Regions from separate parts of the Homo sapiens genome. Here region 1 is linked to region 2. A link is an interaction called in ENCODE POLR2A ChIA-PET data of the cell type or tissue named here. Cell type or tissue: PC-9. All regions are shown on one strand. Each heading gives the region's core, and the rest is flanking DNA. Links, peaks and the distances in the headings are about the cores only.

What was found. Peaks named below come from ENCODE experiments on the same cell type or tissue, not always from the same donor. Only the 100,000 strongest peaks of a DNase experiment are listed, where the experiment ranks them.
Region 1: POLR2A ChIA-PET joins it to region 2 with 9 read pairs; 5 of 35 experiments call an interaction of 5 or more read pairs at or near these places.

What each region holds. Positions count from the first base shown.
Region 1 is chr3:12,186,292-12,190,680 of GRCh38, reverse strand. SYN2 (synapsin II) reads right to left here. Exons shown (of 13, transcript NM_133625.6): 12 at 3,069-3,312; 13 at 1-191. The coding sequence ends at 56. Among named protein-coding and RNA genes, the nearest start is that of TIMP4, 30 kb to the right of the region's middle. RefSeq lists enhancers at 2,855-2,994, 3,195-3,304. In PC-9, for the core only: no CTCF peak of the experiment used is centred there; DNase peaks (open chromatin) are centred at 2,630 and 2,890; H3K4me3 peaks cover 792 bases; H3K27ac peaks cover 2,993 bases.
Region 2 is chr3:12,122,904-12,127,292 of GRCh38, reverse strand. All of the region lies in intron 1 of SYN2 (synapsin II), which reads right to left. Among named protein-coding and RNA genes, the nearest start is that of TIMP4, 34 kb to the left of the region's middle. In PC-9, for the core only: no CTCF peak of the experiment used is centred there; no DNase peak of the experiment used is centred there.

The sequences.
Region 1 (4,389 bases), core at 260-4,259, 63 kb before region 2:
TGAATGTCTTAGATGCCTTTCCCGGTTGGGCTGGGTGCCCCGTGTGTCTGAAGAGCTAATCTGAAAAGAGGCTGGCAAAGGACTTCCTCAAGCTCCGGATGGTCTCTGCTTTGGCTTCATCCTCATTGGCTGAAGACCGGAAGAAGGAGGACTCAGAGAAGCTGAAGGCATTTGTCAGGGACTGCGACTTGCTTGAAGATAAAAACCAGAGAGAATGTGAGAGGGTGGTGTTCCCAGCAAGGCAGGGAAGGACGGTGACGTGAGGATACACAGCTAGAACCCCCACTCCCTCCCTGGGAAACCAAGGTGATGGAGGATAATGCCAGAAGTGGCCATGCTACCAAGACCCTGGGAGACTCCTACGCTACTTCCTCAACTTTGGTGCTACTAGAATAGAAAGGGTGGGGACAGTGTGGGAACAAGGGAGAAGGAAAAAAATAAAGAAGGGAAAGAGGAGGAAGAGGCGACTCAAAGGCCGCTTCTTTAATTTAATCTGAAATGCCCAAGGGCTAAATTTCACAGATCCCAACTTGGTAAGAACTAACCTAGGAATCTCACATTACTTTTCTGATGAAAAGAAGTCACAATGGGCCTGTGATGCTGGCATTGTCTTCTCTATCAACTGTCAACTGGTGGAGCCAGATGAGAAGACCTGGGCCAAAGTCTCGTTTTGCCACTCACTCCCTCCTAACTGGAGGCAAGCCACGTGCCTCTCTTTGGGTTCTCATCTGTCAAGTTTGGTAAAATGAAGATCTCTAGGCACTTTTGGCTCTTTCTATTCTGATCTCTTCTCTGATTCCAAAAGAATATATTGGCTTGGCTCAAAACTCTAACACTTCAATTTCCCTGTTCTCTTTTTGTTTGTTTTGTTTTGTTTTTTTTTGAGACAGAATCTCTGTCGCAAAGGCTGGAGTGCAGTGGTGCGATCTCTGCTCACTGCAACCTCCGCCTCCCGGTTCAAGCGATTCTACTGCCTCAGCCTCCCAAGTAGCTGGGACTACAGATGGTTGCCACCATGCCCAGCTAATTTTTGTATTTTTAGTAGAGATGGGGTTTCACTTGGCCAGGCTGGTCCTGAACTCCTGACCTCATGATCCGTCCGCCTCTGCCTCCTAAAGTGCTGGGATTAGAGGCGTGAGCCACCGCACCCGGCAATTTCCCTGTTCTTAAAATGGATGTAGTAACCACCCTTGTAACCCTCCTCAGAAGAGCGCTAATATGAGGTCTATGGGGTTCAGGGTGTCCAGTGGCAAAAGAGATATATATCAGGCCTTTACAAGTTTCTTAGGGAGTTTTCTAATGAGAAAATCCAAACTACAACATTTTAGGGGCCTATTCTCCCCTTGAGAGACTAGTGGTTCACAGAGAAAAACCATGAAGCACAAGGCCATGGGGAGGCCCAGCCTGTACTCCAGGAGAGGACATGAGGTCTGGCTTCTCCAGCGGCCCAGCTTTTCTCCTTCTTGACTCCTACTCACTCCTGCTGCTTTCTGGCTCCAGAACTCTTCTCCTGGTGTCTTGGGACTCTCAGCCCTCCCTTAAATGCTGGGTGCAGCTCAGGAGAAACTCCCTTCTACAGAACTGTGAGCAGTCTCTCTCTGCCTGCAGTGACTGTGAACAGACACCCTGCCTTTCATTAGGGCTGGGAACGAGACCCAACACGCTGGCCTCTGGGAGTGGGGGCACTCCTCAGCCCGCACAGGCAGAGTACTGGGGATGAGCCTCCAGCTTCTCATCAGAGGTTGGCTCTATTCAACAGCTTCAGCCCAGAGGCAGTGACAATCCAAGGATCTGCCCTCACGCGGGGGCTAGAGTTGGCTAGTGGGAAGGCAGGAGGGATTAAAAAAAAGTCAGCAGGCAGGAAACAGCTGGGCTGAAGGGACATTATGTGGCAGGCAAGAGGCAAGAGGTGCCACTGGCCCGAGCTGGGGAGCAAGAGTGGGTGATGCCCCTCCCATCACACGGGACTGGAAGACCCAGAGAAAGTGACCATCTGGACACCTGAGCCCCGCAACCTTGGCTCTGCCACTAATTAGAGGAGTAGCTCGGCTTTGAGAAAAAAAAAAATTTTTCTTTGAGCAAAGTTTTTCTCATCTGCAATGACTACATGATCTCCTAGTGGCTCATTTCAACTCCAGAATTCTCCAGCCCCCTTTTCTCCCTCCCTGAAGAGTCATTTGTTGCCCGTCACCTCACTCTGAGAAGCAGGGGTGTATCACTACCATCCCCTTACCATCCCCCTAAGGCTACGGCTGTCTGTGCTGAAGGTGGTGACAGAAGTCTGCTGGGGACACTGCACAAGCAATCAGAGGCCTCTGTGGGAGAGAGGGCAGAACTGACCATCGTCCACATCCAGGTGCTGTCCCTCCCAAAGACAGCTCTGCTGCTTGCAGGGGTCTGTGCAGTGGGGCAGTGTGGAGGGGCTTCTAGGGTTGATTGCTGGGTGTGGGGGAACCCAAGAGGATGGAGTTCCTCAGCGTCTCTGCCTGGGAACTCCTCTGCTGCCCACACCAGAAACTGACCTCCTTTGGACAGAGCTGAAGGTAAAATGTTGAAATGGATTTAACTACTTCCCTCTTTTCATTCTGGGCAGCCTTACTGATTGCATACTCTGAACTGTGAGTCAGAGGCAGAAAGATTAAAAATTTTTTTTTACAAAGAAAGAAACACACACAAAGAAAAGGAATGGAAAAAAGAGTGGGAGACAGGGTTTAAAATAAACAAACCAAAACCTTAAGCTAGTACAAGACTAGAGAAGGGACAGTGACTCTGCCGTAGTGCCACTTCCCAGGAAGAAAGGGAAGGGGGTTGAATTTCTAGCTAAACTTTAGACTTTCACTTCCCTCTTTCCTCCCTTCTCCAGTGAACCCTAACCACTCCTTTAACCAAACACACACACACACACACACACAAAAACCAAAAACAAACTAACAAAAAAAAACCAAATCCCATCACAAAATATCTGTAGGAGGAGACCTGATTGAAGGTGATTTCTAGCAGCTCTGGAGCCCAAGGCCCACAGGAAGGGTAGGAGGAGGGGAGGGAGGAGCTGCTGAGTTGTCTCTTACTTGAGCTGTGGGTGAGGCTGGGGCTTCTGTGGTGGAGCAGCCAGGGGTGGCTGGGCCTCTGCCAGGGAGCTGCTGCTGGAGGGTGCATCTCCGTGGGTGGTGGGGCCGCCCGGCCGCTGAGGAGCCGAGGAGGAGGAAGAAGAGGAGGAAGAGGAGGAAGGTGGCAGTGATGGTCCAGGGGGGAGCCGGCGTGGAGGCAGCACCTTGCCTGGGGGCTGCATTCCTTGGGGTTGCCCAGGGCCCCCTAGGTTCAGTACAAGAAAAACTTCATAATTTAACCATATAAAAATGTTTCCTTATTAGAATTTATGCCTCAAAGGGTGTGGTTAGTTAATTACCCAAAGGATAAGCTCTATTCCAAGAAGCTGGAGTCTCTGAAGGGCCCTAAAGGGGGTCCTTGGTTAGCTATCCTTGTATATAGCCACTAAGTGCTTCTCCTCAGAAACGGAGCAACTCAGCCACAGCAGCAGTCAGCAGGACAAGGAGGAACCAGGGACGAGCGGCCCCGTCAGAGGCGCACTCTCTCACAGAGGGCCCTAGAATGCAGGGTCCTCTCCCCTCCTCTCTAGAGGTGTCTCAGGCACAGACCACCCTGCTCCAGGGTTTATTGGGAAGTCTCAAGTTCCACATGGCAGATGCAGGAGAGTGTGGTGGAGAGAGCACTGGATCTCAGAAATAGTCTACCAGTGACTCCCTGAGCAAGTCACCAAACTTCCCTGGGCCTTGGTTTTCCCAAACATAAAACTTTAAAAAGTGTAAGCCCTGGTCTTAGTTGTCTTTTAAGGGGTAGTGTTTCAAAGATAATAGGGTTGAGCAAGTTCTTCAAAAAGTATTCCGTACCTTATGATCACCTCGATGGTCACTGACATATGCTGTTTTATGGAGCTGCCCTTGGTCCTGCTCCAAGCCTGCGTGGGTCTGATTGCCAGGCCCACCATGCCCCACCAGGGCTTCATTTTAGCATTAACTCATGCCCACAACCAGGAGAAATCCATTCTTCCTAGGCACTGTTTTGCCTCTCAGTAATATCCTCAAGGGGTTCTAGCAGGATGAACCTCTCAGCCATGTGTGGTAGAATTCTCAAGACATCCAAACCCCACTCTCCCCTGGGGATGTTGTGGGTGCCATTTGGCAAATGAAAGCCCCCCTAAAAAGGAACAGCACACCCTCCTCCCAGCATGAAACACTAAACCATCTGGTGGCCTGGAGAGGAAAAAGGTCCTCCTTCCTCTGGGAGTTGACAGGCATTAAGGTGGTACCAGATTGCCTAGAGTTTGCTGAGGAGGGTCCCAACGCTTAGAAATCAAAAGCCATCCCCATT
Region 2 (4,389 bases), core at 265-4,264:
GACAGATAGTGCTGTTCTTGCTCTTTTCTCAGTGAATTTGTCCATCCTTTCAGCCACCTCTAATGATCCATTGAAATACACTTCACATTCAAAAGCTCTAAAAAGTAGTTTTAAAAACCAACTCAAGCTGGTTAGCCTGAAAACCTAGTTCATTTTTACCCCTAGTGTTTGGACACATTCCTTTGAAAAGACGTTCATTATGTAGTGCTGTTGTAATGAAATATATTCTATAAGCCTTTCAAAATATTGTAATTCTAATTAATTTACTCATGCAACAAAGATTCATTAGATTAGGCACCTATTATTTGTTCACCTATATGAAAGGCACTTGGTAGGGGGAAGGGGAAGGAAAGACTTTACCCTGCTCTAAAACAAAGAAGAATAAAAATAAATTAGTGTTCGAGAGAAGTACCGTAGATTGTTATCTAAAGTACAAGCACCAAAATTATAACTGCAATGAAATTAATATCAACTAATATCTATTAAGCACTAGTACCTGTGCTAACCACTTTATACACCTTATGAATTAATCCTCATAATGAATTATATAAGGTAGATAGCATTATCTCCCAAATTTACAGATAACTAAGGCACAAAGAGATTAAGTAACTTGTTCAAGGTCATACAACTACTGGGTGGAAGATTCAGGATTTGAAACTAGGAAAACTGACTCCAGAGCAGATTAACCACTTCATACTACAACTAAAATATGGCATTATTCAAAAATTTTTGTACATTAGGAATTCATCTGAATTGTTTTTTCTTCATTTGGGAGGGGATTTACCCACAGGGCTTCTAATATTTTCAGGGTCTGACAGTGTAGAAATTAAACAGTAGGATTTCAATATGTGATGTGGAAAGGGCATTTCAAGTGACTTTAACAAAGGTAGTACAGCATGAAAGTGAAATTCACAAATCACTGCCCAGTGGTGGTGCAGTTATCGTATAATACAGAATATACATATGGCAGACAGGAAGTGCCAGGGCAACAGGGATAAAGTAGGATAAAGCCAGTTCCTTGCTTCTTGGTTTGCCAATGGCCAGGAGAGGGACTTCTGCCGATCTATGAAGCACATCATTTGGAATTTGGGGAATGATGAAGCAGAAACCTTGACAGTACTCTCTAGAAGCGAGATTTCTACTTAAATATTGTTTCCCCAGTTTCCAGATTCTGTGCTTTAGAGAGTTTCCTAAAATACAGCTAAAAGCCTGAGGCCAAGAGTAGCTTTCCCCTTATGTGTAAACAATTTTGGTATATGACTATCTTCACTTGAGTGACTTAAAGACTCTAGTCTGTCTCTGTCATTCATGTGTAGGAAACTTAAAATGACATCATCATATCCTACCTCATACCCCAATGCAAAAATCTCCTCTGTAATATTTATAACAAGGGGACATCAGAGAAATTTCTCAGTTTTTTTGTGTGTTTTGTGGGTTTTTTTTTTTTTTTCACTTTTAGACAATTCATTTTTTCAAGCTGGGCTGACATTTGCCATTTTGAAGCTTGCTGTTTGATTCTGGCTCTGTCCACATAAAACTGGTCTGCTTCTTTCTTGTCCATGTCCATCCTGTCTGGGACAGTGAACAGGGCCCCTTGAGACCACTTCTTCAGGCTATACTACCCCTATTCTCTCAAACATTCCTCCTATGATAAGGTTTTCAGACTCAGCATGAAATGAAGGCTCCTCTTTGAAAATGCTCTGCTTATGTTCTTAGTGCATGATAATTAAAACCTAATGAAATTCTTCCAGATGGTCAGATCAGACCTGAATAAAGCAGCAAGTATTGGAAGTTGGATATCTCTGAGATTTTATTGAGTGTAGCTTTCTGTTGACAAACTACCACTTAGGGAAAACATAATCTTGGAGAAATGCAAATCTGTTTATTTCTTCAAAGTTATAAATTTTAATCAGACCCAGCAGTATTAAATTTGTTCCGTCACTTTATATTATGCCTTACTGTGGAAAAAATAAACTTAGAATCCTCAGCAGCTGGCTGGGCGTGGTGGCTCACGCCTGTAGTCCCAGCACTTTGGGAGCCTGAGGTGGGTGGATCACGAGGTCAGGAGTTTGAGACCACCCTGGCCAACATGGTGAAAAAGATACAAAAAATTAGCCAAGCATGGTGGCACACGCCTGTAATCCCAGCTACTTGGGAGGCTGAGGCAGGAGAATCACTTGAACCCGGGAGGCGGAGGTTGCAGTGAGCCAAGATTGTGCCATTGCACTCCAGCCTGGGCGACAGGGTGAGACTCCATCTCAAAAAAAAAAGAAAAATCCTCAGCAGCTGTATACATTTCTCCAAACTTAATTTCATTATTTGTCATACAGCTATATTTAAAGAATATAACATACTTGTTTATTTGCTAATTGATCTTAATATTTTTCTATATTAATATACACTGTTGAAATCGCTTGCATATTCCTCCCCAATCCTATTCCTCTACATCCCTTCCCCAGGGATAACTACTCTGAATTAACATTCATTATTCCTGTATGTGTTTTTATATAGTTTTACTACATGTGTATATATCCGTAGACTGAATATAGTACTGTTTTGCTTGTTTGGGGCTTAATATAAGTGATGCTATTTTATATCTATCTGCCTACGACCTGCATTTTTCCCACTCGGTGTTATATTTCTGACATGTATTCATGGTAATATACAAAACCCTGGCCTATTTATTTTTATTACTTGAATACATCACAATTTATTTATCTGTTATGATGGACATTTAGTTTACTCTGAAATTTCTTATTGCAAGTAATGCTGAGTTCATCTTTCTTGTACAGGGGTCCCTTGCACAAGTCATTTCTCTTTAATTTTCTAGTAATTACACATTTTATTTCTATTCTTTTTGTGGTTAGCCTTAACTTCTTTTCTAAAAAAAGGACATACTTTACTTACCTAAACATAACTTTAATCAGTAGCTCTACTCTCCTCCCTAGTTTTAGTATACTTTAGGACTGGTCATTCCCCTTCTCTCTTTACTCTCCTCCTATGTCACATATTATTAGGCAATGTTTTAATTTCACCTCATTTTTATATTCCCTGAATTCGTCAGTTTTTATTACTTTGTACAGTCAAGTTTTTTCTATTTTTATTTTGTTTTGCTTTAGATTTACCCATAGGTTTACCAACATTTTTTGCTCAATTTTGATTTTTTCACGTCACTACTTCCTTTTGGATTCAATTTCCTGTTTCCTGAAGAATATCTACTTTTTGTAGTCCTTTCAGAAGCGATCTCTGAGATGTAAACTTGTCTTTTTTTCTTTTTTCTTTGAGACAGGGTCTTGCTCTGTCTGCCAGGCTGGAGTGTAGTGGTGTGATCATGGCTCACTGCAGCCTCAACCTCCCGGGCTCAAGAGATCCTCCCACCTTAGCCTACTGAGTAGTTGGGACTACAGGCACACACCACCACACTTGGCTGATTTTTTTGTATTTTTTGTAGAGACGGGGTTTTGCCATGTTGCCCAGGCTGGTCTTGAACTCCTGAGATCAAGACCCATTTGCCTTGACCTCCCAAAGTGCTGGGATTACAGGCATCAAACTCCTGAGCTCAAGCTATCCACTCGCCTTGAACTCCCAAAGTGCTAGGATTACAGGCATGAGCCACTGTGCCTGGCCTAAACTTGTCTATAATTGTCTCCATCTTATCCTCGTGTGTGTGTGTGTTTGTGTTTTTCTTTAGACACAGGGTCTCACTACATTGCCTAGGTTGGCCTTGAACTCCCAAGCTCAAGTGATCTTCCTGCCACAGCCTCTCAAGTGGCTAAGACTACAGTGGCATGCCACCATACCCAGCTTTACTCTCACTCTTGAATAAAGGCTTAACTAAGTAGAAAATTCTAGATTGTTTTGTTTTTTCCTCTCAGCTTTTGAGGACAATATTCCTTTGCCTATTTTGCCCCTGCTCTCAGTCCAGTTGTGATTCCTCGTAGGATATCTCTTTTATCTTTGGATGCTCTTAAGACCTACTTTTTGTCTTTGATGCTCTGCAACTTCACTACGACGTGTCTAGATCTGGCTTTATTTTTCTGGAACTTTGATGTGCTTCCCAATTGATGTCTTTTATCAATTATGGAAAAACTTCAACTATTACCTCTGTATATTGCCTCTTTTCCATCCTCTCTATTCCTTCCTTCTATAACTATTGCTAGACACATATTGAATCTTCTCATTGTATCCTCCATGTCTCTTCACTTTGCTTGCATGTTCTTCTCTTTGTCTCTTTGAGAGGCATCATGGGTAATTTCAGCTTTACCTTCCAGTTCACTGGCTTTCTCTTTGGCAATGTCTGATCTACTGTTTATATGGCCATTGGCAATGCTTTTATTTTTTATTTCTAGAAATTCTATTTGTCATATCTGCCTTATTTTATTCATAGTA